Regions from separate parts of the Homo sapiens genome. Here region 1 is linked to region 2. A link is a loop called in an ENCODE intact Hi-C map of the cell type or tissue named here. Cell type or tissue: endothelial cell of umbilical vein. All regions are shown on one strand. Each heading gives the region's core, and the rest is flanking DNA. Links, peaks and the distances in the headings are about the cores only. Region 1 holds the start of CDCA7L (cell division cycle associated 7 like). Region 2 holds the start of SP8 (Sp8 transcription factor).

What was found. Peaks named below come from ENCODE experiments on the same cell type or tissue, not always from the same donor. Only the 100,000 strongest peaks of a DNase experiment are listed, where the experiment ranks them.
Region 1: it touches region 2 in a loop (3-fold over the local background); 2 of 110 quality-filtered maps call a loop at or near these places.

The regions. Positions count from the first base shown.
Region 1 is chr7:21,931,018-21,947,193 of GRCh38, reverse strand. It overlaps CDCA7L (cell division cycle associated 7 like), which reads left to right and starts at 1,295. Exons shown (of 10, transcript NM_018719.5): 1 at 1,295-1,413. The coding sequence starts at 1,390. RefSeq lists enhancers at 697-946, 631-1,341, 1,337-1,486, 5,000-5,620 and a silencer at 1,627-1,676. In endothelial cell of umbilical vein, for the core only: no CTCF peak of the experiment used is centred there; a DNase peak (open chromatin) is centred at 7,683; H3K27ac peaks cover 1,087 bases.
Region 2 is chr7:20,775,441-20,791,616 of GRCh38, reverse strand. SP8 (Sp8 transcription factor) reads left to right here and starts at 4,731. Exons shown (of 2, transcript NM_182700.6): 1 at 4,731-4,839; 2 at 5,822-9,338. The coding sequence starts at 4,819. The coding sequence ends at 7,327. RefSeq lists enhancers at 7,693-8,353, 14,318-14,898, 14,899-15,481. In endothelial cell of umbilical vein, for the core only: a CTCF peak has its summit at 6,565 (motif pointing right); a DNase peak (open chromatin) is centred at 4,676; H3K4me3 peaks cover 3,730 bases; H3K27me3 peaks cover 3,307 bases.

The DNA of each region.
Region 1 (16,176 bases), core at 5,415-10,414, 1.2 Mb before region 2:
CTTCAAGCTTGAGTAAATGTTTGGCAAATTTCATTCACTCGTTCAATAAAGAAAAGATGAACGTCAGATCCTAAGCAGCTGAGAGGGGCTGCAGAAGGTCCTATGCGTACAGGATGCTCTACTGTAAACCTATGACCACGGTTCTAAATAGGTGTGCAACACTGTCCAGCAAACCTGCTGTGATTTCAGGACAACTTCATTTACCATTCTCCCCACTCTCTACTTCAACTCTCCCACAATTTCCACAAACTTAATTCCTCACTCTTCATATCTGAACTCTAAGAAGTATTCCCTGACCTCTATCAGATTGTCTTCCTATTTCACACCACCATTAATACCACTTGCCTTTTTTCTCATGGCATCATCGCTCCAAATTTACATTTATTTGCATCATCATTACATTTGTCATTGATAGTGGTATCAAATTAATATTAATTATAAATCTAATTTATAAAATTTACATCGTTATTACACTTATTTGCATCATTATTGTATTTATTTAGAATAATGCAATTAGGTTGGTAACTGGCTCTCAGGCTGTAAACTCCAACAGAGCAGGGGCCTGTTTTTGTTCACCCTTCTGTTCCTAGGACTAGCCCAGTGCCTGATGCTTAGTAGATGCCGGGGTCAATTCTGTTAAATTAGTCAGCATTCCTGACCTCTACAAACTCTTTGTCTGGTGGGTGTGGAGGCCTACTGTGTAATGGCCGTCTAAAGTTTCAGGCGGGTTTGCATCTGTCCACCTGGGCCTTGGTAAAGAAACCTGGGTTGCCTGTTCTGCAAAGTGAACCCTGTAGCAAATGTTTTGGGAGACAGAATCTTCCCAAAGAGAACCCTGCCCCGTTACAACAACAAAACAAAACAAGCCCCAAAGCCGCCCTACAATATTTGCCTGGATCAGAGACAGGGGTTGCAGCAGAAGCTCGCGCCCCAGGGCATGACCTGGAATAAACCCTGCCAAGTATCCAGCGCGCGTGCCAGCTGGAGGCTGCGCCGGGACAGCCCCCTCATTTCTCCCGCGCTAAACCCCGCCGGACGGCTCCACTCCCTCCCTCTGCTGCAGGGGGGAGCCCGGCGCCCTAACACTGGTAATTGCTCTTGCCGCGCCCAACTGCAGCCCCCTCTCGCGCCGCCTGCGAAGACAAGGTCAGTGGCCGCGAAGTTGGAACGTGATCGGAGCCACGAGGCCCAGTGAGGCGGCACCGAGGGGGCAGCGCAACGCGCTCCCCCTGTCCAGGGCGTCAAGTGCGCCCCTCCCGGGGCCCGCCTGTGCTCCGGGCGGAGCGCGCTAGCTGCTCGGGCGCGGGGCGTTCTTGGTGCGCCGGGCCGTGGTGAGTCCGGGCTCCCGTGGCCGCGTGCTGGGAGGAGACTGGAGCCCGGTTAGGAAGAATGGAGTTGGCGACTCGCTACCAGGTGAGGGTCCGGCCGCCCGCCGCCGTCCGGACGCACCCACAGTTTGACTTCCCTTTGCCACCCGGTCCTGCTGGCCTTGGGCTGGAAACGTGGCCCTTGGCTGCGGCACTGGGGATCTGGCGCGCCCAGCCGGTTGAGTGCCGGAGTGGGCGCGCCCTGCAGGTGTGCGCAGTGGGTCACGTTTGTGCTACGCGGACCACAGAGGCCGGTCGCCCCAGCACACAACCGCGCTCAGCCTGGCGCTCTGCTCAGTCTCGGGTGGCCGCCGGGGGTGCAGGCGGGGAGCTAGCGGGGCGCAGCGCCTGCGTTTGCAGCCCTCGTGAGACGGGGGAGGGGCTTTTTTTGTGCACTCCCCACACTTTCTCCGGGAATTGGCACAGAGATCAGGAAGCTTAAGAAAGTTGTAATTTTTTTTTTTTAACAGTCGATCGCCAGACCAGTCCAACTTGGATAATGGAGTTTAAAAATAATAACTTTAGTGTTTATTCTAGAACTTTTGTAAACGTTTTCAAGGAATTAGTAACCATTTGGGGGAAATGGTAACGTCATTGGGCCGAGTTAAACAAGCTGCAAGATCCCAAATCATATGCACAGCACGACCCCAATTACGCGTTAAGGGCCTAACTCGTCTTTAAAACTCATTAGCAAACACTTGAGTAAGTTCCCCCAAACGTTTCAGTGAGTAGTGGGAATGTGAACGTGACTTCAGTTTTCTCTTTTTACTTCTTAAAAGAGCTTTTCTCTACGTTATCGTAATGGAGATACATGTTTACTTAGAAGTAAGCAATAAAAACATTTTTCATAAGAACTAAAAATACAACCTTTAAAAAGGGAAACAAGCAGCCACGCCTCTGCTTGTGGGAGCACGGAGATGCTTTGTGCGAGGATTGTTTTTTTTTTTTTTTCCACTTGTTTTATTGAGAGTCGCGAGACTCACTGCTTCCACCTTGCTTCCGACTGGTGTTTACTTTCCTCCACCTGCGTGCCTGGCCCGGGAGAAGGGGAGGCGGGGCCGCCAGCGTTGGAAGGCGCAGAGTGCCCGGCGCCCGAGCCCAAACCGCTGTCACCTGCCCGAGTCTGGCGGCAAAGACTGAGCCACTAACGGTAGCTTTGGCCTTTTAGTAATTTCTGAAGCCTTCCTGAAAATGGTCGCTTGAGAAAAATCTGTTGTTGATGTTTCTGAGAATATTTTTAAAATGCCTCCTGTGAGATAAACTATTAAAAGCAAGGGAAACAGTAAAGCCTACGGAATGAGACAGGGTTCGATTTTTTATTTTTTGCCACTGGCTTTTACCGTGTATTAGCATCCTTTTTTTTTTTTTTTTTTTTTTGGAGACGGAGTTTCGCTCTTGTCCGGGGTGGAGTGTAATGGCGCGACCTCGGCTCACTGCAACCTTCGCCTCCCGGGTTCAAGCAATTTTCCTGCCTCAGCGTCCCGAGTAGCTGGGATTACAGGCGCCCGCCACCACGCCTGTCTAATTTTTTGTATTTTTTTTTTTTTTTTAGTAGAGACAGGGTTTCACAATGTTGTCCAGTCTGGTCTTGAACTGCTGACCTCAGGTGATCCACCTGCCTCGGCCTCCCAAAGTGCTGGGATTACAGGCGTGAGCCACCACTTCCGGCTGGCGTCCTAACCTTCTAGGAGTTTCTGTTGCTACAGGACTAAAAACAAAAAACAAACCCTCTGGATGGAGATTTGAGCTCCTTGTGAGTTTAGTCAGAAAATGTATCTGGAATTTATCACTCCGGAGCTCCTTGTGAATGTAATCAGAAAATGTTTCTGGAATGTGTCACTCCTGTTGTTAAGCTGGAGAGTTCTTTGCACTTCCACTACTGATATTCATAATTCATGCTTAGGAAACTCAGAAGTCCCAGAATGTGTAGTTGGAAGTGAGCGTTTACTGCCACACAATGAGGCTAATTTTTGGTAGTTCTAAAATGTTAAATAAACTATTTATCATGTAGGGGTTACCCACAAATTATATCCGATCCATTATGCACCAATTAAGGCAAATTACTATATGTAAGATGATCAGGGTTTTTTTTTTTTTCCTTTTCTGAAGACCTAATTGGCAGTGCAAATCAAAGATGTGTGATGGTTTTTCCAGTGGAAATGTTCCTGTTCATCGTAATTTAAATGTGCACAGATTATAGTCTCTAAATTAGTGGAGAGTGGTTCTGTGGGGTGGGCAGGTGACTGCGGATAAGAACACTTAATGAACATTTCAGGCACAGCAAGATGTTAAATTCGTGTGGTTCCACCCTGTCCCCCAGCCTTATGAATAAAGCAATGTGATGAACCACCTGAAGTGGCATTACTGCACATCAAATGTCGCTCAGCTCAGTGTGCAGTGGGTTTTCATCTCACACATTGGAGTAAGTATAATTTCTATCGCTTGGAAAGCGCAGAGCTAAGTGTTTCAGCAAAGCAGCTTAGGCCTAATGTTATGAGTAAGAAGCAAACAAGGAGACTCATTTACTCTGAACTACTTTCGAGTCTGCTTTCCTGCCATCCCACCAGTGTGTTGGATTTGATGTCCTCTGACAGTGATTACGCTTCCCCCAGGCTGTAGTCTTGTCGTGCTGACCACTGTGTCTTTGTGCTTTTATATAAAATGACAGAAATAGCTCGTAAAGGCAAGGGTGTGATCCCTGACTAAGAGCTGTCAACAGTGCAGCTCATGGGAGCTCCAGCTTGCTGCAGCTCCGTAGGAGAGAAACTGGTAGGCACTGAATGTCAGTGTTCTCCTCGTACTCTGTTCTAGCTCCAGAGTACAGGATGGCCCATTTGAGAAGGAAATGATGCTAAATGTTCTTGTAAATAGGCAGGAGCACGCTGTTGAAGGGGTAAAGGGGTATTTTTCTGGTATTGGTCTCTTAGCTGCAAAGTGCTCCCATCTGATCCTGTTGTTTAACATGTAATTCCAGAGCCCCAGAAGCTGGTCACAGAAAGGACAATGATTTGCCACTCTAATAGTCTTGTATTTAAAACGCTCCTTGGTTGTTCTGTGTTCTGCTGGCTACCCCATCCATAGCAGAGCAGGATTCTCAAAAATCAGGCGAAAACCTCAGAGATCATAATGATTCTGATCAGGTACACAGGCCAGGAAACAATGAGATAATTGTGGCCTAAAACAATTACAAACATTAGAGTAAATTAATGAAAAAGATTAGAACATCATTGGAATAGAATAAGCCAGGCATTACATTTAAACTGCTCTTGAGAGTTTTCCTTTACTCAAAGTTATGTTTTAGAATATTTACCTCCAGTATACAGTTTTGTTTTAGAAAAGACTCGGCTTTATTCACCAAAATGGAATAGATTACAGGCTACTTAAAGTAGGTAGGGATAGAGATAAGAAAATACTACTGGGGCCATTTTGTTCTTTTTGTTTATGAAAAGCAGTGCTTTCTGTAGTTTTTTTGAAATAGGACCATTCAGAGGCATATTTGGTAAATACCACTGAAGTTAACACTCAGAAAAATGTATCTTCCATAGTAGTAAATGCTAGCACCCTGCATGCAGCACAGAAATAAAGTGTGGAGTCTCACAGTGCAAGGGGCCTGAGCTTTAGTTCAAATAAATCGTTGATGTTTCCTGCCTGTTTTCCTTCATGATCATCAGCTGAGGATAGAGGGCTTGCTGACTGGGTTAGTACACTGATCAGATAGTCAGTTGAGCACCGGTTATGTGCTAGGCATTGGTAGGGTGGAAGAACAAAGACACAGAAAACACGCCTCTTTCCCCACACTCTCTACCAGAAGGCCATGCTTGAACTCCCTTCCTCTTCTGCTTTTGCCAGAGCTCAGCTGGCTCCTGCTCTGTGCTATGGGGACCTGGGGGACCTTGGGTTTGGAGAGTAGAGGGAGACCTTAAGAGCCATCCTTTTTTGCCCCCAAGGAATGGAAACTATCACTTCCTTTTAAAAGTCATGCTGTGCTAAGTACTTAAAAGTTATCAGATTTAATCCCCACTGTAGTTCTGTGAAGTAGGTTGTGTTATCTGCCTTTTAAAGATAAGGCTAAATTGACTAATTTGCTCAGGGCAATTTGTAAGGAATTGGCCCTTGCTGCTGGAATCACCGGGCCTTGGTGAGTCAGGAAACTTGCCCTGTTCCCTCCTCCCTTTAACTAGAAGGGCTGGAGTGTTAACAGCAGCTAGTCTGGTTCTTTTTTAGGAACTCACCAGATTATGCTTTATACTGCCTGTAAAAGTCAGTTTGGGAATGTGAATAAGATCCACCAAGCTTTTACATAGGAATGACTTTTATGTGAAATTTGCATTGTACAAACAATAACATGTTACCGTAAGCTGCACTGAACCACTTCTCTGCTTCCCCTACTCTCCGTGCCCCATTTTCTGCAGTTTCCATGAAGTGTTTGCCTGTAGCACAGTCGTCATCTTTGTCTAACCTTTACAGTATGATTGCTGTTGGAATCTGCTTTCCTTAGCACTATCAGCATTACTTTTCCTAGTAGCGTAGAGATCTTTACAGTTTTCATTTTTAGTGACTGTCTAGTGTTTCTAGATGTGTATTTTATGTATTTTCTGTTGAAAAAATATTTTTTTCTTTATTAGAGGAAATAAATATCTCAGGGTGGTATACTGTATATCTTACGGCTTGTGTTGGAGTCTGCACTATTTTTAATAACTCTTTATAATGTATTTAATATCTCATAAAGGGAATGTGCCTGATTTTCAATGGTTAGGAGCCTCTGACACATTGTTTTCCTAGGGCATTTCCCCTTTTGTTGCGCTATATTAGCTGAAAGAAAGCAGTTTTTGCTGAGGTTAGAACCAAGCTTATGATAACTGGACTGAAAGAATGTTGTCTCCTTGAACTTAGAGCATCTCATAGAATGTTCTAGTTGGGGGGAAAGTGGAGAGTAGTCCCAGAAATCTGTTCTTTACATCCGGTCTGCCTAGAAAACCAAGAAAACCTATAAATGTGTCAGTGGACATTTAGTGGAAGTGACTGCAGATTAGGGCTATGGGGAATTTGTGGCAAGTTGGTCTCATTGACTTGGCGGAAGGCAGGGACACCCCATCCACAGCGCCCACATTCATGCTTCCACCTGTGCATCTACAGCAGGTTCTCCAGGGTGACTGCATCCTGCAGCTATGTAGGTTACTGCTCCTGGAAGTCTTCCCATCCATTGCCCCCACCGCTGGCTCAGGTGCTCGCCCTGGGAACTTCTGGAGTACCTGGGCTGACTTCCCTGATCACATTTATCATACCACACTGGAATTGTTTAAAGATTGTTTCTCTTACCCTACCACTTACGACTCAGTTTTCATCAGCTCTCTTAGCATGGTGTCTGGCATATATTTGATGCTTAGGAGACGATGTCCAGCATGTATTAGATGCCTAATAAATATCCATTGAATGGATGGAAGGGCAAAGTAGTATTGTTAGTAATATACTCTTTTAATTAACATTTATATAGCGTTTTCTACTTTTCAGAGCACTTCGCAGGCATAGTTTGGAAGTCATCAGGGCTGGTTCTTTTCCTTCCAGGTAAGTGGTGTAGGGTTGCACTTTCCTGGCCCTGAAACAGTCAAGGCTATTTGACTTGCTTTGGCCAGTGGAATATGAGAAGTACTATATGTCACTTCTAAGTGAATTATTTAAATGCCAGCATACCACTTACTGTATCTCATTCCCTCTGCCACTGCATCTGTCAGCATTCTGCAGAGTGGTAGCTCTATCAGCCCAGGTTCTGGTGTGAGGACAGTGTGGAATAGAGCCTTGGGCTGGCCTGTGATGGACATGTAATGTGAACAAGACGGAAGCCTTTTTTTTTTTTTTTTTTTTTGGTTTGAAGCTATTGATTGAGATTTAGGGTTGTTTGCTACTGCTTTATAGCTTGTCATATCCTAACAGACCAGGGTGCTCCTATTTCAGTTTTGGATTCAATCACTCTGTGGTTGTCATCTGAGTGATCTGGGGTCATGGTAGTCGTGGTAACAAACGTGGGTGGGTTTCTTTTTGATTGTTAGAGTGATGAGGGTGAGGGGAATGCCCCTGGTAAGTGGTTTGGAGTTCAGGGGTATTAAGTACCATGTGGCAGGCAGGAGAGTCCTACAGGATGAAGCAGTTGTTCTGTCCAAAACGTCAGTTGCACCTTGTTGGAAAACACTGAGAACAGACTTGTCCAATTTGATAATCTTTTAGACTCCAGAGAAATCTTAACATTGGCTTCACATGTTCTATCTGCTGACCTCCCTGGAGGAGGAAATTACTTCACACTTCCCAAGTGATTTGGTTCACTTCACTCCCAGGATCTCTGCCAAAATTCCAGTTCATTAGGTACTCATCTGCTGAATAGCTCTTCTAAGACCTGTGTAAATACATATCTAAAATGACTTCCCATTTATTTCTTCTCTTTTAAACATAACATTGACTACCCTGTGGGGCTTTTTATTGTGGTAAGATATACATAATAAAAGGTACTATTTTTAACCTTTCAGTGTTACTAAGTATAGTCACAATGTTGTGCCGCCATCACTGATCTCTCATGAGCTTTTTCATCATTTTAAACTGAAACTCTCTACCTACTAAACAATTACCCCTATGACCTCTTCCTCCAGCCCCTGGTTACTTCTGTTTTAGTTTCTGTCTCTGAGGATATGACTATCCTAGGTATCTCATATGAGTGGAATCATATGGTATTTGTCCTTTTGTCACTGGCTCATTTCACTTAACATTGTTATTAAAGTTTATCCATGTTATAGTATGTATCAGAATTTTTTTTCAATTATTTCTCTTTTGAGACAGGGTCTCACTCTGTTGCCCAGGCTGGAGTGCAGTGGTGCTATCGTGGCTCACTGCGCCTTGACCTCCTGGGCTCAAGTGATCCTCCCACTGCAACCTCTTGAGTAGCTGGGACTATAGGTATGTACTACCCTGCTTGGCTAATTTTTCTTTTTAAAATTTCTGGTAGAGATGGAGTCTCTGTGTTGCCCAGGTTGGTCTTGAACTCCTGGGCTCAAGCAATCCTCCTGTCTTGGCCTCCCAAAGTGCTGGGATTAGAGGCATAAGACACTGTGCCTGACGTCATTTCTTTTAAAGTCTGAATAATACTCTTATGTGTACATACCATCTTTATTTACTCATCTATTTATGTTGTCGGTTGTTTCCACCTTTTGGCTATTGTAAATACCAATGAATAAACATTGGCATACAAATATCTGCTTCAGTCCCTGCTTTCAGTTGTTCTGGGTGTGTGTTCCTAAAAGTAGAATTGCTGGGTTATATGATAATACTAAATTCAATTTTTTCAGAAACCACTATACTGTTTGGCACAGTGGCTGTGTCATTTTATATCATCATAAGCAGTGCACGAGTGTTCCAATTTCTTCACGTCTTTGCCAGCCCTAGTTCTTTCCTGGATTTTTTTTTAATGGCCATTCTAATGTGCATAAAGTGGTATCTCATCGTGGTTTTGTTTTGCATTTCCCCAATGATTAGTGATGTTAAGAATTTTTTTCTTGTGCCCGTTGGTCACCTGTACCTCTTCTTTGAAGAAATGTTAATTCAAGTCCTTTGCCCATTTCTTAACTGGGTTTTTGTAGTTGTTAAGTGAGTTATTTATATATCTTGGATATTAATCCCTTATTAGATATTATTTGCAAATATTTTCTCTCATTCTATATAGGTTGCCTTTTCACTGTCTTGATAGCGCCCTTTGCACAAAAGTTTTTAATTTTGAGGTCTAGTTTATTTATTTTTCTTTTGTTGCCATATCCAAGAAATTATTGCCAAATTCAGTGTCATGAAACTTTTCCCCTGTATTTTCTTCCATGAGTTTTATAGTTTTAGCTCTTATATTTAGATCTTTGATCCATCTTGAGTTAGTTTTTATAGATGGCTTAAGGTAAGGGTCCAACCTAATCCAATTTTCCCAGCACTGTTTGTTGAAAATACTGTTCTTTGCCATTATTCTTGGCATCCTTGTTGAAAATTAGTTAACTGTATATGCAAGGGTTTGTATCTGGGCTCTTTATTCATTTCCATTGATATATATGTCTGCCTTTATGCCAAGACCACACTGTTTTGATTACTATAGCTTTGTAGTAAGTATTGAAGTCAGGAAATGTGAGTCCTCTAACACTGTTCTTTTTTTTTTTTTTCTTTTTTAAGGGATGGAGTCTTGTTCTGTCACCTAGGCTAGGGTGCAGTGGTGCAATCTCGGCTCACTGTAACCTCTGCCTCCTGGGTTCAAGCAATTCTCCTGCCTCAGCCTCCCGAGTAGCCGGGACTACAGGCACATGCTGCCATGCCTGGCTAATTTTTTTTTGTATTTTAGTAGAGATGGGGTTTCACCATGTTGCCCAGGGTGGTCTGAAACTCCTGAGTTCAGGCAGTCTGCCCACCTCAGCCTCCCAAAGTGCTAGGATTTCAGGTGTGAGCCACTGCGCCTGGTCTGTTCTTCTTTTTTAAGATTGTTTTGGCTATTTAGGGTCCTTTGAGATTCCACATTAATTTTAGGATGGACTTTTGTTTTTACGAAAGAAGTCACTGAGAGTTTGAGAAGGAATACATTGAGTCTGTACATAGCTTCAGTTAGTATTGTCACCTTATATTAAGCCTTCCAATCCATGAACATGGGATGGTTCTCCATTTCCTTGTCTTCCTTGATTTTTTCGGGGATGTAGTTTTCAGTGTACAAGGCTTTTTTCGCCTTTTTGGTTAAACTTATTTCTAAGTACTTTATTATTCTGATGCCATTGTAAATGGAATCGTTTTCTTAATTTTCATAATTGTTCATTGTTAGTGTGTAGAAGCATAGTTGATTTTTGTGTTGATTTTGTGTCCTGCAATGTCTAATTGTTAGCTCTAACTACTTTTTGTGTAATCTCTAGTGTTCTCTACATATATAATCACGTCTCTTATAGCAGAGATAAATTTTGCTTCTTCCTTTCCAATTTGGATGCGTTATTTATTTTTCTTGCCTGATTGGTCTGGCTAGACCTCCCAATACTGCGTTGAATAGAAGTGGTAAAAGCAGGCATATTTGTCTAGCTCCTGATCTTAGGGGAAAAGCTTTCAATCTTCCATTCATCATTGAGTATCTTGTTAGTTGCGGGTTTTTCGTATATAGCCTTATGTTGGTGAGTTTAAGTTTCCTTCTATTTTTTTTTTTTCTGATGAGGGAAGGGTGTTGAATTTTGTCAGATGTTTTTCTGCATCAGTTGAGATGATCTTTGTTTTTCCCCTTTATTCTGTTCATAGGGTGTACTACATTAATTGATTTTTATGTGTTTGAACCATTTTGCATTCCTAGAATAAATGCCACTTGGTGATCTTGTATAATCCTTTTGCTACACTGCCGAATTTGTTTTACCTGCATTTTGTTGAGTATTCTTGTATCAGTATTCGTAAGAGATATGGCTGTATAGTTTTCTAGTATCTTTCTCTGGCTTTGGTATCAGGATAATGCTGGTCACATAGAATGAGTTTCAAGTGTTCCTCCTTCTTCAAGTTTTTGGAAGACTTTGAGAAAGACTGGTGTTTGTTCTTCTTTAAATGTTTGGTAGAATTACCCATGAAGCCATCTTGTCCTGGGGTTTACTTTGTTGGGAGGGTTTTGATTACTACTTAAAATCCTTATTTCAAATATATTCAGATCTTCTGTTTCTTCATAATTTAATCTAGCTAGGTTGTTTGTTTCTCGGGATTTATCCATTATATCTAGATAATCCAATTTGTTGGCATACGGTTGTTTATAGTACTCTTAAAATCCTATTTATTTATTTATTTATTCATTTTGAGACGGAGTCTTGCTCTGTCGCCCAGGCTGGAGTGTAGTGGCACAGTAGCGGCTCACTGCAACCTCCGCCTCCTGGGTTCAAGCAGTTCTCTGTTTCAGCCTCCCAAGTAGCTGGGATTACAGGCGCCCACCACCAAGCCTGGCTAATTTTTTTGCATTTTTAGTAGAGATGGGGTTTCACCATCTTGGCCAGGCTGGTCTTGAACTCCTGACCTTGTGATCCACCCACCTCTGCCTCTCAAAGTGTTGGGATTACAGGCGTGAGCCACAGCGCCTGGCCAGTCCTTTTTATTTATGTAAAATTGGTAGTAATGTCCAATTTCATTACTAACGTTAGTAATTTGAGTTTTCTCTGTATATTTTCTAGTCATGTAGCTTAAGATTTGCCAATTTGTTGATTTTTTTTTTCAAAGAATAAACTTTTGGCTTCATTGATTTTTCTCTTATTCTATTATCTATTCTATTCATATCTGTTTTAATCTTTGTTTCCTTCCTCTTGCTAACTTTGGGTTTGGTGTGCTATACATTTCCTGTTCCCCTAATGTGTATGGTTTGTTTTTTGGTTGGAGATCTTCATTTTTATTGTGTTTACAGCTATAAATTTACCTCTTAGCAGTGCCTTTTGCTGCATCCCATATATTTTGGTAAATTTTGTTTTCATTTACATTTGTTTCAAAGTATTTTCTAATTTCCCTTGTGATGTCTTCTTTGACCCATGGTTGTTTAGGAATATGTTATTTAATTTCCACATATTTGTGAATTTTTCATTTTTCCTTCTGTTACTGATTTCTAGTTTCACTCTACTGTAACAAAGGATAGTATTATTTCAGTCATTTAAAAATATATTCACACTTGTTTTGTGGCCTAACATATAGTGTGTCCTGGAAAATTTTCTGTAAGTACTTGAGAAAAGTGTTTATTCTGTTGTTGGGTTGAGTGCTATTAGTTTTAGTTGGTTTATAATGTTGCTCAAGTCTTCTGTTTCCTTATTGCTCTGTCTTGTTCTGTTCACTGTTGAAAGTGGGGTGTTGAAGTTTCTATCTGTTGTTGCAGAACAGTCTATTTCTTCATTCAGTTCTGTCAGTGTTTGCTTCATATATTTGGGATCTTTGATGTTTGGTGTGTGTATATATTTATAATTGTTCTATCTTCTAGTGAATTGGCTCTTTTATCAATCTGTAATGTCTTTGTCTTTCACAACAGTTTTTGACTATTTTGTCTCATATTAGTATAGCCACTCCATCTCTCTTTTGGTTATTATTTGCATCGAGTATCTTTTTCTGTCCTTTTACTTTTAACCTATTGGTGTCTTTAGATCTAAAGTGAGTCTGTTGTAGATAGTGTAGAGTTGTATCCTATTTTGAAAAAATCCTTCCTGCCAGTCAATTTCTTTTGATTTGGAGTTTAACACATTTAAATTTAAAGTAATTACTGGTGGGGAATTACTTAATCTTGTGATTTAAGAAATAGGTTTTCTGTATATCCTATGGCTTTTTTGTCCCTCATTTCCTCTGTTATTGCCTTCCTTTGAGTTTAGTTGATTGCTTAGTATTGGCACATTTTGACTCTCTTCTCATTTCATTTCCTTTTCTTCTTAGATAGTTTTTGTGTTACCATGGAGATTACATATAACATTCTAAAGTTATAGCAATCTGGTTTGAATGATACCAATTTCACTTCAGCGACATACAAAAATTCTACTCCTATATAGCTCTTTTTCCATCATTTTATGTAATTGAGATCAGGAATTACATCTTTATGTGTTGTGTATCCATGAACAGATTCGTAAGTATTTTTAATCCTTTAGAAAATAACAAGTAGAGTTATAAGCCAAATTTACAATAATACTCTAGTTTTTATATTTGTCCATGTATTTACCTTTACCTGAGAACCTTATATTTTTGTATGGCTTTGACAAAGTTACGGTGTAGTGACTTTCATGTAAATGTGAAGTACTCCTTTCAGCATTTTCTGTTGCAAATGCCAGTAGTAATGAATTCCCTTGGCTTTTGTTTATTTGGGAATGTCTTAATTTTTATCTCATTTTTGAAGGGCAGTTTTTTTTTTTTAACCAGATGGAGAATTCTTGTTTGATAGTTTTTTTCCCTTCTACATTTTAAATATGTTACAAATAAATCATCCTACTGCTTTCTGACCTTTAAGGTTTCTGTGATAAAACGGCTGATAATCTTTTTTTTTCTTTTTTTTATACTTTAAGTTCTGGGATGCATGTGCAGAACGTGCAGGTTTGTTACATAGGTATACATGTGCCATGGTGGTTTGCTGCACCCATTAACCCGTCGTCTACATTAGTTATTTCTCCTAATGATATCCCTCCTCTAGTCCCCCAACCCCGACGGGCCCCAGTGTGTGATGTTCCTCTTCCCATGTCCATGTGTTCTCATTGTTCACCTGCCAACTATGAATAAGAATATGTGGTGTTTGGTTTTCTGTTCTTGTGTTAGTTTGCTGATAATTTAGCTGGTTTCCTGCTTCATCCATGTCCCTGCAAAGGACATGAACACATCCTTTTTTATGGCTGCATAGTATTCCATGGTGTATATGTGCCACATTTTCTTTATCCAGTCTATCATTGATGGGCATTTGGGTTGGTTCCAAGTCTTTGCTATCGTGAACAGTGCCACAATAAACATACATGTGCATGTGTCTTTATAGTAGAATGATTTATAATCCTTTGGGTATAAACCCAGTAATGGATTGCTGGGTCAAATGGTATTTCTGGTTCTAGATCCTTGAGGAATCGCCACACTGTCTTCTGCAATGGTTGAACTAATTTACACTCCCACCAACAGTGTAAAAGCATTCCTATTTCTCCACATCCCCTCCAGCATCTGTTGTTTCCTGACTTTTTAATGTTCGCCATTCTAACTGGCACGAGATGGTATTTCATTGTGGTTTTGATTTGCATTTCTTTAATGACCAGTGATGATGAGCTTTTTTTCATATGTTTGTTGGCAGTATAAATGTCTTCTTTTGAGAAGTATCATATCTTTCGCCCACTTTTTGATGAAGTTGTTCTTTTTTTTTTTCTTATAAATTTGTTTAATTTCCTTGTAGATTCTGGATATTAGCCCTTTGTCATATGGGTAGATTACAAAAATTTTCTTCCATTCTGTAAGTTGCCTGTTCACTCTGATGATAGTTTCTTTTGCTGTGCAGAAGCTCTTTAGTTTAATTAGATCCCATTTGTCAATTCTGGCTTTTGTTGCCATTGCTTTTGGTGTTTTAGTCATGAAGTCCTTGCCCCTGCCTATGTCCTGAATGGTATTGCCTAGGTTTTTTTCTAGGGTGTTTATGGTTTTAGGTTTTACATTTAAGTCTTTAATCCATATTCAGTTAATTTTTGTACAAGGTGCAAGGAAGGGGTCCAGTTTCAGTTTTCTGCATATGGCTAGCCAGTTTTCCCAGCACCATTTATTAAATAGGGAATCCTTTCCCCACTGCTTGTTTTTGTCAGATTTGTCAAAGATCAGATGGCTGTAGATGTGTGGTGTTATTTCTGAGGCCTCTGTTCTGTTCCATTGGTCTGTATATCTGTTTTGGTACCAGTACCATGCTGTTTTGGTTACTGTAGCCTTGTAGTATAGATTGAAATCAGGTAGCATGATGCCTCTAGCTTTGTTCTTTTTGCTTAGGATTGTCTTGGCTATACAGGCTCATTTTTGGTTCCACATGAAATTTAAAGTAGATTTTTGTAATTCTGTAAAGAAAGTCATTGGTATCTTGATGGGGATAGCATTGAATCTATAAATTACTTTGGGCAGTATGGCCATTTTCATGATACTGATTCTTCCTATCCATGAGCATGGAATATTTTTCCATTTGTTTGTTTCCTCTCTTACTTCCTTGAGCAGTGGTTTGTAGTTTCCTTAAAGAGATCCTTCACTTCCCTTGTAAGTAGTATTCCTAGGTATTTTATTCTCTTTGTAGCAATTGTAAATGAGAGTTCACTCATGATTTTGCTCTCTATTATTGGTATATAGGAATGCTTGTGATTTTTGCACATTAATTTTGTATCCAGAGACTTTGCTGAAGTTGCTTATCAGCTTGAGGAGTTTTGGGGCTGAGACGATGGGATTTTCTAAATATACAGTCATGTCATCTGCAAACAGAGACAGTTGGACTTCCTCTCTTCCTATTTGAATACTTTTTATTTCTTTCTCTTGCCAGATTGCCCTGGCAATGGAAAATGGAAAAATATTCCATGCTCACGGATAGGAAGAATCAGAATGTTGAATAGGAGTGGTGAGAGAGAGCATCCTTGTCTTGCGCTGGTTTTCAAAGGGAATGCTTCCAGCTTTTGCCCATTCAGTATGATATTGGCTGTGGGTTTGTCATAAATAGCTGTTATTATTTTGAGATCTGTTCCATCAATACCTCGTTTACTGAGAGTTTTTAGCAGGAATCGGTGTTGAATTTTATTGACGGCCTTTTCTGCATATATTGAGATAATCATGTGGTTTTTGTCATTGGTTCTGTTTATGTGATGGATTATGTTTATTGATTTGCATATATTGAACCAGCCTTGCATCCCAGGGATGAAGCCAACTTGATCCTGGTGGATAAGCTTTTTGATGTGCTGCTGGATTTGGTTTGCCAGTATTTTATTGCCAATGTGAAAATCTTCGTTCATCAGGGATACTGGTCTGAAATTTTCTTTTTTTGTTGTGTCTCTGCCAGGTTTTGGTATCAGGATGATGCTGGTCTCATAAAATGAGTTAGGGAGGATTCCCTCTTTTTCTGTTGTTTGGAATAGTTTTAGAAGGAATGGTACCAGCTCCTCTTTGTACCTCTGGTAGAATTTGGCTGTAAATCTGTCTGGTCCTAGACTCTTTTGGTTGGCAGGCCATTAATTACTGCCCCAATTTCAGAACTTGTTATTGGTCTTCAGGAATTTGACTTCTTCCTAGTTTAGACTTGGGAGGGTGTATGTGTCCAGAAATTTATCCATTTCTTCTAGATTTTCTA
Region 2 (16,176 bases), core at 3,709-8,708:
AAATAACCTCACTAATAGAGGCTATTGTTCAGCGTGGAAGTTCCCATTTTCCAATCAGGAAAATACAGCCCTCTCTGGGCTCTGGCCGACTGATCTCTTCCCACCTACGGCTCAACAATCTGCCACCAGCGAGGGGCTTGTATTACCTCTCTTCCCAGGAAATGTTAGGTAACTTCTTAGTAAAACCACACGAAAGAGAAATGGACTGCTAAGGGGCACCCCTCAGGAATTCACAGGTCCACGCCTAGCCAGGTTTTTTTTTTTTGTTTGTTTTGGTTTTGGTTTGTTTTTTGTTTTTGTTTTTGTTTTCCAGCGGGAAGGAAACTTTGACCAGAGAGCTCTCGACGAGGAAACACCCCCACCCAACCTGGCTCAGCTCGCTGCTCCCGGCGGCCGCCGGCGGCGCTCAGCTACCCAGCGATCCCTCTTCACGCTTTATTTAGTAGCCAACACGTCCGCGTGCGAGGACCCCGCACACTAGTCAAGGGGTTGGGGGTCGTCTTCCCATTCTGGGAGAGGCGCAGGCCAGGGACGCAGTGCCAGCACTGCGTTCGCTCTGTCTCCCGCGGGCACCCGCCGGTCAGCTTCCAGAGCTGCATGTCCCTGCCAACGCTCTAGAAACCGAGATGCTAAGAGCCGGGTTTAAACGTACCCTGCAGAGGTACGCGCTACAGTTTGTGTGCATTTTTTACCATTAGGCTTTTTTCCTTTCCTTTTATTTTCTCTCTCTCTCTCTTTTTTTTTTTTTTTTTTTTTTTTTTTTTTTTTTTTTTTTGACGCTCTGTTTATAGTGGTCCACACTTAACAAGTTCAAAAACCGTATTTGGTGTAGATGAGCTGCCGGACACTTGAAAGCCTAGATAACTTTGATGTTTTCCACTATAAATCCCTAATTGTACTTAATGGTTACAAATGACTTTATTTACTTGTCGCTGTAGCTACACATTTTAATCTATTAATCAAACAGCAGAGGCATCTTTCACTTCCTACTCCCGCAAAAGGAAAAGCAGGAATTGAGGCCTCTAATTTGCTTTTAGGACCTTCTGTTTCTTTGGTTGTGAAAGCTAAGACCTCCAGATCCGAGCATTGATTAGTCTTCAAACCTGCCTGCAAAAAACCTTCCTTTCTCCGTTCCATCTAAGGAGATGTTGATGTATATTGTAGCTGCAAGGTGTTAGATATACTTGAGCAAGTTGTTCCCAGGATGTAAATTAGGTCCCAAAAGCTGTTGTCCAAATCGAAGAAACAGAGAAATTAATCTGGGAGACTATCCATCATCACCGGTAATAAAGAGAGCGACATGGATGAGACAGATGATATGATTAAGGGGCTGTGGTCGTTTTAATTAACTTTTTGCTGTCCTGTAATGATCAAACTGGTCACCAGACCCGGTCAATAAGCATGTTAATATCAAACAAATAAAACCAGGGATGATTAAAAACCTCCTAGTTTATTAAATTTGAAATTCAAATGAAATTTATGCTGCAGATGCATACAGAATGCTAATAGATTTTAGCTTTATTGATAGTGGATCCCACAGGTTTGCAAGAAACAGCAGAATATCCATCTACCCCTCTTCCTGCCAGCACATTAAACTTCATATGGGGTGGAGAAACTTTTAATTAATGTTAGAAAGCCTGTACTTCCTATTTTTCTTCCCCCTCTTTTTCAAACATCTATATTATCACAATATAATACTCAAGAGTAATAATCAATATCGTAAAAGTTAAACCGAAGTGTATGCACCCTGAAATGCTTTGCCAGGCAGGCTATATCAACAATGGATTACAGATGTTCTCTCCTATGGGACAGGATTTAAGAATGATTGGGTCACTTCTCCAAAGTGGAGAAAGAGCTGTCATTAAGTCTAGTTTCAAGCATATTTAGATGCAAAATTATGACTGCTAAAATTTTTGGTCAATTATATAATTCTCTTTGTCTTTTCTTTTTAACACAGCTGCCTTATGCCTCATGTCACAAACACTAGCCATTTCTTTTGGGGAGGGAGTGAAAGAAGGGTGGTACAAGAAAAAAATGCCCTTTGACCAATGCTACTATGAAAGAAATAGCTCACTTTTTATATGAAAGTAAGTGGAATATACATATATTTCTAATAAAAAATATATATACATATATATAATGAAGAAAGTTGCACATACACACCTTTGTGGAAATCCCCAAATGCTGCAAGCCAATCTTACACAAACTGAAGAATCCAGTATTTTCATTAAATCCACACCAACGTTGTGACTTATAGGAAGAATGACATATGATTCTAAAGTTAATTTATACACTTGAAAAATCTTAGAATTAGGTAGCTCAAAACTGCAGTCACATGACGCTGGGTTTTTCTAATTCCTGGCATTTTTGAGGAAACAGTGTTAACGCCTCTGTTTACTCTCAGTATCAGCATTTAACTTTTTAATAGTCCTGCCTCACTTCCTTCCAGAAGATAGGAGGATAAAAAGATAAAATAAATAACTATTCATAGATGGGAGCCTCCCCTCAAAGCTGTTTTTCTCCACCTTTGAGGATGATGGTATTGATTAGAATTAAACCCCAAATCTGAACAACTGTATATTAGGCCCTTAAAATGAATATCATTAAAGAAGGAGACCAAAGCAATGAAGTTAATTCTCTTTTATTTGTTAAACGGAGTACCCTCCTTCCCCCACCCCTTCCTCCTTCTGGGCTGGCCTGTCACGCCTTCTCAACACGCTAAAATCATTCAGAGCGGCTTGCAGGGAGAAACACGACATTTATGGTAAGCGTCAGCCCTCAGAGAAAGAAAGCAGTTCATTAATTTACTTCACACTTACTTCAAAGTATGAGAGTATACCTTACCCCCTTAATCAATAGATATGATGTACAGTCAATATCCCCACAGCGTTTAAAAAAGGGTCAGAAATGTACACTCTCACACCACAAACATCAGTTTCAACTCTGCTCAATGAAATTTACACGATACAACTTGACTTCGAAATTTTGTAAACCCTAGGAAGATTTTTTGACATCCCTAGAAGCTGTGAAATCCTTGAGGGGGGTTCAAACACAACAGTAAAATAAAAATGTTTTCCCAGTCAAAACAAAACAGTTCGCCCAGCTAGTCACATTTTAGTTAATTCCATTTTAAAATTAGACTTCTGAGAGCACTTGTAACTGGTTAAAAATATGAACTGTTTTTATAACTTATGAATATTCAATAGGGCTACAAAGACTGGACTTTTTGCTACACTGGTGTTGTGCTTTCTGCGGTTTAAGTTCCCTTGTGGTGGCAGTGAAATTGTAATGGCATTTCTGAAGGCAACTAATAACACAAATGGCAAGCAAATGACTAAACCCCACCGAATTTGAACTAAGTGTATCTATTAACATGCACACACACTCATAGACAGATCTCTGGCCCAATCGCCATTAGACACTGACGCCTGGATAAATGTCCAAGATTTGTCAAAAGCTCCTCTCTATTCTTAGATAAATAGAACCCATATATTTCGATCAAAGTCCTGATTCTTTTCTCAGAAAGAGGCAGTGAGGTTTTCTGTGAAAATTTCTAAATTCCGTAAAACGCTCTTCAATTTCTTACCCAAAGAAAAAACGACCCTCGCTTACTCTCTTCTCTATCTAATCCTTTTGTATTGAAATTTACTCAACACCACGGGACACACACACCTCCTCCCCTAGAGTGAGACGTGCACTTCTAAAGCAGAATTCCACCTCAGGGAAAAAAAAAAAAAAAAAAAAAAAAAAAGCCACGGCATCAAAGAAACAACTCATGGGCGCGCAGGCGCGCATCCACGTCCCAACGCATCCCTAAAAATAACCCTTAGCCTCTCAACCTTTCTACTATTTCGTTGGAGAGCCGGGAAAGAAAAGGTGGGTTTAAAGATCTTCTTCAAAAATGTAGTGACGCTGTTTACCAAGTTAAGAAAAAAAAATCACTCAAGATTTTAGGTACAAGGAGCCAAAGGAAGTTGGCGACAGGGGCAGCGTTTGTGAATATTTATTCACTCAGCCTCCATCAACTTAGTCGGTTTCTCTCTTCAGCTCGACAGTCTCTCTCTTACAAACACACACTTTATTGCATTGTTCCCATTCCCCACTACCAGCTTTGGTGCGCGCACACAACACAAGCGCCCACACACACCCTTCCCTCTTCTCTGTCGCACAAATACACATGTTCACAGCCCTCCTTCTCCCCCAACACCAAACACACTCACCCCCCACCCAGTTGAGTCCCTCTTCCCTCCCTAGGTTTGTCAGTTACACTACCGTACACTCACACCCTTCCCAACACTTAACTGCTCTGTCCCTCTACCCCGCTTTGTCGCACACGCAGTTATCTTATCACACAACCCTCCCTTTTCTGCACTCTCTCCACTCCCCGCCTTTACCACACTGTCACTGTTACGGTGTCACACCCCCATCCCCCCTCCCTCCAGTCTCCGCACTGTCCTCTCCTACGCCTGGTCACACTCGCACACAGTTACATTGTTACACACACACTCATACACGCGAGCGCGCGCTTTGCGCTTTGTAACACACGCAGCCGCCCCCGCCCCCTCCGCTCCCACTCCCCCTTCCACCACGGCGGCAGGCGGCGGCGCCGATGACCTCACGGCGCGCGCGCCGCGCGGCCCGGCGAGGCCGCAGATTGGCTGGCCGCGCCTCCGCGGCACTTCAAAGCCGGAGAGGGAGCTACAATTGTGGTGGAATGGGCGGAACTGATCATTGTATTGCACACCTCTAAAAAAAACACTGCCTCTGATTTATCAATATAAAAAAGATCCTCTGAGAGGAGGAGGGCACTTTTGTGTGATGGCAACTTCACTTCTAGGGGTGAGTCTCAGGATTTTCTCTTGCTGGTTTAATTAGTTTCCTTTTATTGCCGATTGGAGGGGGTTAAAGTCGCCCCGGCCAGGCCACGGGCTATCAGTCTCTCTATTGAGAGCTTTTTTTTTTTTTCTTTAAATACAAGTGAGTTTGGAGAAAAGAAAAAGGGGGAGAAGGGGGCAGAGTCACTTTTTTTCAGCGCAGGAAAAGGTTCGAAGGGCATTTAGACAAGCCACCGCGCAGCGCCTCGCTGCTCCCTGCCCGGGAGACCTGCGTCCAGCCCATTTTACAGGCACCGATTTCGGGGGTAAAGAGAGCAAGTTTTTCCTTCTGGGCAAAGTGCAGATTCTTCCCCTAACCCTTAAAAAAAAATTCTGCAGCCCGCCTTGTCTCGCAGGTACGTTGAACTCGTCTCGTTTTTACTACTGTAGATATGCTTTTAAAAAAAGAAAGAAAGAAAAGCAGGAAGAAAGAGTGAGCCCTACAGTTTGATTTCTTTTGGCCTGGGAGAAACAACCCAGGATGGGTTTCTGGGGACCCGAACAGGTTTTTCAAAGCTCTCCGGATTACAGGGAAGCGCTCTTAAAAGCAATCCAATGGTTTTCCCCCAGGCTTCTCGGCAAAGAAAACTTCCTTCCTCTCCAATCTGGACTTTTTGCTTGTTTGTTACGAAGTGTCTGGGGCTTTGTGTGCAAGAGAGTGTTGTTTTAGGTGAGAATACTTGTCAAACTCTTCTTTAGCGTGGTGCTTGCTCCCGAATCAGACGCCGGCAGCCAAACTTGTCCCCTCCTGTAGAGTAGGAAGCGGCCGGGCGCCGGGGCTGTTGGGGGTGCCAGGTGAGTTGGTGGCGGCGCGCCGCAGCGAGAGATGGGGTGCAGTGGGGCGCTTTGGAGGCTACCGAAGGACTGATGCACATTTCTTCCTTTCCTCCCCCACCGGCCCTTTGCCCACCTCCCCTCCCCCACTCCTTCTCCTCTCCTCCTCGCAGGAAGAACCGAGGTTGGGATCGACTCCTCTGGCCATGCTTGCCGCTACCTGTAATAAGATAGGCAGCCCCAGCCCGTCTCCCTCCTCCCTCTCGGACAGCTCTTCTTCCTTCGGCAAAGGCTTCCACCCCTGGAAACGCTCCTCGTCCTCTTCTTCCGCCAGCTGCAACGTAGTGGGTTCCAGTCTCTCAAGCTTCGGCGTGTCCGGGGCCTCCAGGAACGGCGGCTCGTCCTCGGCGGCTGCGGCGGCCGCGGCAGCAGCCGCGGCTGCCGCGGCCCTGGTGTCCGACTCGTTCAGCTGCGGCGGCTCGCCTGGCTCCAGCGCCTTCTCCCTCACCTCCAGCAGCGCCGCAGCCGCCGCCGCCGCCGCCGCAGCCGCCGCCTCCAGCTCGCCCTTCGCCAACGACTACTCTGTTTTCCAGGCCCCCGGAGTTTCCGGGGGCAGCGGCGGCGGCGGCGGGGGCGGCGGCGGCGGCTCCTCCGCGCACTCGCAGGACGGCTCCCACCAGCCGGTGTTCATCTCCAAGGTGCACACCTCTGTGGACGGGCTGCAGGGCATCTACCCGCGGGTGGGCATGGCGCACCCGTACGAGTCGTGGTTTAAGCCCTCGCACCCGGGCCTGGGTGCTGCGGGCGAGGTGGGCTCGGCCGGCGCCTCCAGCTGGTGGGACGTGGGGGCCGGCTGGATCGACGTGCAGAACCCGAACAGCGCGGCTGCGCTGCCCGGCTCGCTGCACCCTGCCGCCGGGGGGCTCCAAACCTCGCTGCACTCGCCGCTCGGAGGCTACAACTCGGATTACTCGGGCCTGAGTCACTCGGCCTTCAGCAGCGGCGCCTCCTCGCACCTGCTCAGCCCCGCCGGGCAGCACCTCATGGACGGCTTCAAGCCAGTGCTACCCGGCTCCTACCCGGACTCGGCCCCGTCGCCGCTGGCCGGCGCGGGGGGCTCCATGTTGAGCGCTGGGCCTTCGGCGCCGCTGGGGGGCTCCCCGCGCTCCTCAGCTCGCCGCTACTCCGGCCGCGCCACCTGCGACTGCCCCAACTGCCAGGAGGCAGAGCGGCTGGGCCCTGCCGGGGCGAGCTTGCGGCGCAAGGGCCTGCACAGCTGCCACATCCCGGGCTGCGGCAAGGTGTACGGCAAGACTTCGCACCTCAAGGCGCACCTGCGCTGGCACACGGGCGAGCGGCCCTTCGTGTGCAACTGGCTTTTCTGCGGCAAGCGCTTCACGCGCTCCGACGAGCTGCAGCGGCACCTGCGGACCCACACCGGCGAGAAGCGCTTCGCCTGTCCAGTTTGCAACAAGCGCTTCATGCGCAGCGACCACCTCAGCAAGCACGTGAAGACGCACAGTGGCGGCGGCGGCGGCGGCGGCTCGGCGGGCTCGGGCAGCGGCGGCAAGAAGGGCAGCGACACCGACAGCGAGCACAGCGCCGCGGGCAGCCCGCCCTGCCACTCCCCAGAGCTGCTGCAGCCCCCCGAGCCCGGGCACCGCAACGGCCTAGAGTGACGCCCACCCTGCGCCCGCCCCTCTCCCCGACCTCCTCCCACCAAGTCCTCTTGGGCCCTGTCTGTCCGGACTTCAACTCCAGCCTTTCCCTATTGCATCCGACTCGCTCTCTGTCTCTTTCTGTTTCTGCCCCTCTTCCTTCTTCCTTCTGTGACTTAACTTTGTAAAGGGGATATGGACAAGTAAGTAACACGCATCGCTGTCCCGGGCCCTGGCTTTCCCTTTCCACGGGTAACGCTGCCTGAACCCGTTGCAGCCGGAACCCGCGCCTCGTCGGGCCTTTATTTCTCGTTCTCTCTTCCTTGTCCTCCCCTCCTCCACCCCCCAGGTTGTGAAGGGCGTAACTTTTAGAGGGAACGGCCACTGGAGGTAGAGCTGGACTAATCCAGTGCCTGGTAGACAGCGGGCCTCGCGCGGGCAGGAGCGGCTCGGCTGACAAGCCTGAGCGGAGCGGTGGAGAGGGAGAGGCTGGAGGCCTGGGCAGAACAGCGCCGCCCGGGCAGACGGCTGCTTGGTTCCAGAGCCGCTGTACTGAGCACCTCGGCTTCGGAGCACCCTGCCAGGCCCCTGGGCATCGCCGGACGTCCTACTCAGGCTGTCGGGGCTTGGTGGGGGTGACTTTTGGCAGCCCGAGACCCAGAGTTTGTAGAGTTTAGATCTCCCAATGTCAGTCTGCCTCTTTTTCTTTGTTCCCTGAGGTGGAACCGATGCAAGTTTCAGCAAAGGGCAGTCTTGTCGAATCGCTGCAGCAGCTTTCTTTCATCTTTATAGCATATATTTTATTTTTAAAAAAACTAGGGGGAAAATAGCAACCTTCCATTTGGTTTCCCTTCTATAATAGTTTTTTCCTCTAACGGGGAGCAATCTTTCTCTCGAAACTGCTAATATTGATCCCAAAGTTACTTTGACTGCATTAACTTAACTTACGGGGTGGGGGCGGGGGTGAGGGTAGGTGCTTTTTTCTTATGCAAAAATACTCCTTTCCGGTGAGACCAGATTAACTATCTCCATGTTTGTCCTTTTCTACCTCGTTTTTTCACCACTCCCAAACATAACCTCCCAATCTTTTTTGTTAGTCCGGCCGTCAATTGTATAGTACCAATTTCGTAAATTCTCTCAATTCATGAAGATCGTAGGGTTAAACTTTTTTGTGTGTGATTTAAACTTACAAACAAGTGAAGAAGCTATCGTTTATTTCAGACGAGGCTGTAGTTTAAATACCAAAAGAGGGAAAATAAAAAAGAACCTTTGTAAAATATATCTGAACCTAATGGTTTGTACAACTGGAGAATCGTTCTAGATTAGTTACCAATTAAATATAACTCCGCCAGTGTAAGGGTGTGAGGTGCAGTTGTCCAGGAGACGATTTTGTATAGTATTTTTCTTGTACATTACTTCCAGTAAATATTTGAAAATATATTGAAGTAAACTTGATTTTTTTTTTTTGTCACAAGAAAATATTAAGAGTTATTGTTGCAGTTCTGATGAGCTGCAGGTTTTTTGAACTCACTTCTGGAGGTGCAGAGCCACAAACGCACTTTCGGGGCCTAGTTTTGCTCGAATATGAATTTAGATAGGTATCAAGCTGTAACTAAGACAATATTTGATAAATGTTGGATGACATTTAATTTAATGGAGCATGTACTTATTTGCATTTGCTGGCAGTTCAGGCATAGTTAAAGTGAGAGTTCTCCTATATTTCATAATAAGTGGTCTGCCAAAACCCATGTATTAAATAAATTGTCCAAGTGAAACTCGACTAACTTTGGCCTTTGTGTATTTCCTGAAGGTAATATTGTTAACTGTTAATAAATACTTCTGACACTACATTTAAATGTTTGCAGATTCTGCAAACTAATTGCTCATTGTAATGTTGAAATAATTTGGATATTTCACATTGAAATGAAAAGCCTTTCTCTGGAGCATTTTAGATTTGCATTTTAAATGCATGAAATGTAATTGATTTATTTGTAATATTTTAAATGGTATAATAAACTCAGATAAAAGACTAGGCCAGTTAATTTGTATTTTTTCCCCTTTTTAAACTATGGACGTGCATTTTATCTTCAGTTAATTGTCTAATTTAAACAAAATATATCCTTGTTTGTGGTAATATTTAAATAATTACCTTTAAGATGTTAGATGGAAAGATCTATTTGGCAAAGCTGTGTTTTCTCTGTTTACCAAGATAAAGATTATAGTGTCTAAGGAATGTAATTGATTATTTACCAGTAGATTTAGCTCATAGCATCAGGATTTACTGACCTCTTAAAATTTGTACTAAGTCACAATTCAAAGAAATTTCACCATTCTCTTTCCTTCTCAGTCTCCAGAAGGAGTCAGGTTGTTGGCCATTGATTGCATTAGTATTTAAAAGGCCAAGCCTTACATTGGAAGATCAATACATCTAAAATAAAAACATGGGTTTGGGGATAACTTTTGTTGTTAGGAGGTGGAGGAGGTCAAGCTAACAAAAGCTTGTTTTTGGCATTCCAAGTCTTAGCTAAAGATTATGTAGAGGTAAATATCAGTAGTAGATTCCTGTTGAAATGAGTTATCTGTTCTTTTAAAGTCTCTAAACAGCCACCAAAGAAAAGGAAGGTTAAACCTTAATCTATTTACTAGGCTATTGTTCATAGGTGTCAATGATGCCAATAAAAAATACTGTCTTGTTATGTCTAAGTGCATTTAGCAATGGGTGTTCCTGAGCCATACTTTGAAACATAAAATACTCTAAATGTTGATTGATGTTATATCACTATTTCACTATTAGATTAATATTATTATTTTGAATCAAATTGAATAAAAAGTTAGTGTGTTTGGATTCTTACAAGTTTAGCTTCTTTATTTCTGTTTGCAATCTCCCCACCCTAAGTATAGTCTTGGTATACATCTTGAACTGAAAAATTTTCCATTGAAATCTATATATGGTAATTATAATGCATAGAAGCAAGTGAAAATACAAAGTGCTATGAGCACTGTAAATTGAGAGGAAAAAGCAATTAGGGATAAAAGATGTTTTAGAATAATATAGCTCGTGTCCAAGTAGGTGACACCTTTAATCCTGCTGTCTATGCAGGTATTTGAGGCCTCCAGTCTCTATGGTTCTAGACAAACAAGTTAACTCTGATTCTTTGGTATACTATAGTTCTAAATAATGGATTTTAAAAGTAAAATAGTTTCTTTCTGTCACTTTCTTCCTAGGATAACAAGCAGAACACAGTTTAAGTGTTGTTTCTTTTTTATTGAAAGTTGCAATGCTGAGGGATTCGGAAAGAGCGGTTCTGAAGGAGTTAAATGTAGTGGCAGGTAAGAGGAAAGCTGCTTGGTACATTTATAATATCAGTTGCATTACATGCAGAATCAACATTGATTTAAGAGGTGGGTTATGACAAGGAGAAATATTGTCTGGAAGAAGATTTCTTTGGGGTGATTGAAGGGGGACATTTTTTCTGCTGTACAGATGTGCAAACTTTCCCTTTCTTCCTTCTGGCTCCTCACCCTTCTAGCTTTGCTTGGTTTGTTTTGGTGGTTATGGAACAGTATTTCTAGCTTAATTTTCTGCAGGGTGGGCAGGGTTCTTTTGGGAAAACAGAAGATGAGGTACCAAATTGTGATTTTTTTTTTTTTTTTGTTCCTGTTTTGTCCCTGATAAAGCACTTCCTGGCAGTAGCTGGAGGCTCACTCAAGTGAAGTCAAAGGCCAGGTCTCACTTTGAACCAAGGGACAAGCTTCCAGTCTGGCAGATCAAGATAGAGTTAAACTAGTTGTTGACCCAGAAGTCAGGCCAGCATATATCAGCCCACCCTCCAGAGTCTGGAAAGGGCTGCCAATCCAACCATTTCCATTTCCTACCTCATCTCTTCTACAAACTTGAATGTTTCTTCCCTATCCTGCTTTCTCCTTTTTTGGCTCCTTCCTTCCTCACCTTCTCTCTTTGTGGATGATCTCTTTCACTGAGATATGTGTAACTGTGATTTGTTGAGGCTGGATTACCAACTGAAATATTTTATGTAAGAAACTTAATTTAAACCAATATGATGACTTCCTCTCAGAACAACTGATGCTGGAAAAAGCTCCTGAATGGGTTTGCCTTCCTTCCGCCCTGCTCCTACCGGAATCTTGGCATAACTTCTCAACTGGGCTTCCTTTGGTTAGAGAATACTGAAATTAAAATTTAAAGACAAGCAGGTGATGAGACTGGACTCCTAAGTAGGCAGATCGATAATTTTGCTATCATTTTCATCTTCATGGATCTTTTGGTGAGGTTATTAAATGGAATGCTACAGAAGGCTTGTAGAGGAATTTTTTTAAAAATAAATATTGTAGAGGATTGCTCAAAGGTCAGATGATCTTTTTGGCTGATAAATTAAGGCAGAAAAAGGGGGAAAAAAGTGTGGATTTGATTATTATCTGTTTGCTAAGATGGTAAAGATAAATATTATCATGAAGAATTTAAGAATTTTGCTCAGTGTTTTGTACAAACAGCCTCAAAAAGGGATTGATTTGATGCAGGTATTTTGAATAAACTGTGGTTGTTCATTTTACTACTGATTTTTGCTGCTTCTGTCCAAACAGGCATTATTTCTCTTTACACTCCTAAGAAAAACCCAGATATTACCAACATCTTTATCCTTCTCTCTCTTTTTAAAAGTATGGTTTCTGCAGTTGCTTCCTTCCTTCCTTTCTTCCTCCTTCTCTCCCTCCCAATCTCCCTCCTTTTTAAAAAATGGCGCAGAAGATCAATTCTGTGCCTGTATTTCAAGAAAATGGTGTTAAAGTAAGGAATCGAAATATAGTAATGCTGTACCCATTTTAAAGTCAGGGCTTTGGTTTTGGGTGGCATCTTTTGAAGACTGCTCAATATAAATAGTTGATGTTATTTTAAAAATAAGATTCAGAATTTTCTCCCTGTTTATTCCCTGCTTCCGGATTAAAGGAAAGCCGCTAATTCCTTGCCATCCTGGACCCTAGCCGCTGCGGTTTAAGGGGATGCGCGTCAGTGGCCATGTCTTTAGATTCGCTGCTCTCCCTGTGAGCAGAAATGTTGATTTGCTGCAGCGGCGGGGAGGGGGGATCTATTTTTCCCTAGTCCCTCGGCGCATGTTTAATTTAATTTAATTTTCTGCGGAGTCTCTTGGCGGTGAGGAAAGCAGCCTTATACATTTTGCTTTGGTTCCTAACGAACAGTGGGAGAGCTCTAGGGACAGCGGGGAGGGCTTGAGGTGACCTAGAACTCGGAATAAAGCCCCGCTACAAGCTGTCGCTTTTTCCTGGTATTCTAGTACCGTTTTTGAAAGTCCATCTACCGGAAATGTTGCTTTTTTTTTTTTTTTTTTTTTTTGAGATGGAGTTTCGCTCTTGTCTAGGCTGGAGTGCAACAGCGCAATTTCGGCTCACTGCAACCTCCGCCTTCCGGGTTCAAGCGATTCTCCTGCCTCAGCCTCCCCTGTAGCTGGGATTACAGGCGACCGCCACCACGCCCGGCTAATTGTGCATTTTCAGTAGAGACCGGTTTCACCATGTTGGCCTGGTCTCGAACTCCTGACTTCAGGTGATCCGCCAGCCTCGGCCTCTTAAAGTGCTGGGATTACCGGCGTGAGCCACCGCGCCCGGCCTGGGGCTGCCGCTTTTAAAAAGCCCATTCCTCAACTTTGCTTCTCAGGCACCAATTTCTTGCTGCGCGGGAGGAAACGCTGGCAGCGACCTCTGCTTCTCTCGCAGGGCGCTGAGCCGAGGTCCGGCCTGCCCAAAGTTCCCTTCGTTCTCTTTTCGAATGAATTCTGCGAGAGGTTTTGAGCCTGGGAGGATTTCCCTCCCTTTCTAAACGCTACCCTCCGCTTTCCTCTTCCCAGCTCCTCGAAGTGCCCAGTACATTGAGAAAGACCCCGGGGCCCTCCCGGGGAGGGTTCCGAACTGGCGATCCGCACGGTCCGCTTGCACGTAGCAGCGAAGAGTGAGGTGGTGGTCTGGGGTCTCCCCGCGAGCCCTGGCCCCGGCCCGGGCCCGCCGCTCCCCTCGGGCTGCGGGCCGGAGCAGCCCATCGCCGCGCCCACCGCACACAAAGGCACCGCGGCCGCCTCCGCCCGCTGCACGGACAGCGAGCGCCACCCTGTGCCCTGCTCCCGTTCTGCAGCGCGCTCAGCGCGGGCAATGCCGGCCAGACCCGCCCCGCCAGTCCCGGGCCTCTGACCTTGGGCAAACCCACGGTGGGAATGCGCGGGGAGCCTCCCCCCGCCCCGCTCGCCTGTGGGCTCTCAAAAGACACTCGGGCCGGACGGGGTGAGGGATTCCCCTGCCTTCGCTTCCCTCCCTCGCTTGCTCTGTAGTTTTCCCGCACCAGCCCGCTGCCCTGCGCCATCCTAGGGCCTCGGAGCCCGGGGAATCTGTCCCATCCTGTCACGGGGTGCCGCGCTTGATCTTTCTGCCCGTGCCACCGGAGGCTGCTGCGGCGTGGACAGACTCAGATTCTTCTTCCTGAACTTGTTCAGCTTTCTCTCTGTCCTGGCCCACGACTGCCTGCCTTTCTTCACCTCCTGTGCTCTTTTCTTGGCCAAACTGCTTTGTGTTCACTCGCACCCGCCTCCTCTCCCCAGCGACGTCAAAGTGCAGCGTCCTCCATAGGTGGCAAGATTTATTCTTGTCATTTTATCATGGGGTTGGCAGACTCGACGAGTGAAGGAACTTGCCCACATTTCCCCACACTGTTATCATAAAGAAGGCGCAATTAAGTGTGACTGGCTGTGAAAACTCTGCGCTTTTTAGTTTCAGGATATCAAAAAAGTTTAGCTACCCTGGGACTAACAGAAAAAGTGATGGATAGATAGGTGGATGGACACAGATGTAGAATCACTGAACCTGTTGAACAGAACTCTACTGCATTGCACCCAAAACCCAACAACCTCTCATGGGCTTCCTTCCCAATGCTCTTCTCTCCCGACTCTGGGCCTCTGGGTCTTTGGGGACTGCTACCAACATTCTGAAGGTCCCTATTCTGGTGACATCTGAAAGGAGATCAAGATAGATCAACCCTTCGGAGAAGAGCGTCATGCTCCGCTTAAAGGTCTTTATTTGGAGAATGTACCTGCCTCTCCCCGGGCTGCCTGAGGAAAGGAGCTGGCTCCTGGTAAACCTTTCCCCAGCCCCACCCCCTGACTCTTTTAGGCGCCTCTAGGTCTTAGGCCTTCTGGTCTTGGAAGTCATCGCACAGGTTCGGATCTGTGGGTTCCACTTTGTATTCTCGAGACATGCCAAGGATTAAACTTGGCTTTTATGGGTGGTTAGATACGCACTATGTACATGCATTTAAGGCATCCTGTGATGAGGCTGCAGCATAAATCTTCTCCCGCACTTATATTGAAAGAGCTCTCGGAGACGCACACCTGCGCGTGACAGGGCTCCAGTCATGTCCCCTCGTGGCTAAATCCACGGGCTCCACTGACCCCAATCCCCCACAGTGGGGAAGGAAGGAGGGCCGCCTATCTTCGCTTGCAAGCCCCTGCAGCCGCCGGTAGAAGCAATCTGGCTTCCCGGAGCTCCAGGATATAATTGACACGTCCACCTCCGGAGCCGCCACCACTCTCCTCCCTCAAGCCAGCCGGCGATGTGAGCCCACACCCCCACCCCCTCTCTCCGGGGTCCGGAAAGCTGGGAAGCGCTGGAATGCCGCGTTCTCTCACCCTATTGTGCCTAGGTGTTGCAAACCACTGGAGGACAGAGCTTCGCGCTTTGATCTCATGTCCCAGTCATTCTTTAGCACAGAGGGGTGAGTTTAAATTAAATTTCTTTCTCTGCTGATAAGTCGTAATGGGCCTCAGAAGGTGAATAATTATGCAGTAACATTTCATGGGTTGTTGGAGTGGGAATTCCCACTGCGCTGTCATCAAGAACAGAATTTCCCTCGTACGCTCAATGCTAAAAGAAGCTTTGCAAGTAAGCCACAAGTGTCTTTCAAATCTCGATGCAGATGATCTAGTCCTTCCCTACTCACCTTTCTTGCCCCTACAAATCTGTGTCGTCCTTTATTTTTTCATTCGTAGTTTATAAGTGGTTTACGAATACTTTTAAAATCAGTGCTAAAGGATCTTATATTTGAGGTAAAAAAAATACTTAGCTTTGATGATTATGCATTTCTATCAAGACAAAGCACACACTGATGAAAGCTGGGGCCGCATTTTCCTGGGAAAAGGCAGATGAGCCACCTGAGATTTATGTCCAAATACCTGGATTTAGTCTGGCCAACTATCTTCACTTCTTTTAGTGAAATAGTGCTTTTTGGTTTGATTCCTGAGGAGAGTCCGGACCCGAAGTTGCTGCAGGGATAAGATTTGATCATTAGTGTTCTGAAGGTATCTAGTTGCAGTTGAGAAATTGACTTTCCATGCAGGAAGGTTAAAAGGCAAAATGCCTTGGCTGCTTCACTCAAAATAGCCACCTGCCTATTAGAAAATGTGGACTTAATTCTTGGAGATATCAATTTATATTTAATTTCCCTCCAACCTAGATAAAAAAAACAGCATCAACAGTTTGGATATTGTAAATGGGTCATGACATTTTGATACTCAAAAGAAAATCAGACCCTTAAAGAACTCTCTAAAATTGTAATTTAAAAGCACAATGGACTCTTTATTGTTTTGTTTTTTTAAAAAATCCTCTATACCCCCATTCACTTTAGTGCTTCATCGCATAGCATTTTCATTGTTTACTTTTTGTCCCTTTACATGTCTTCCTTTAAATGAATTGAGCTCCCTCAAGCTTTAAGATTTCCAAATCAACACACAGAAACTGGAGCCTGCTTACCAAGTTTTCACTCCTCTCTTGGCAACTAATTTGAAAGGGCTCAAACAATA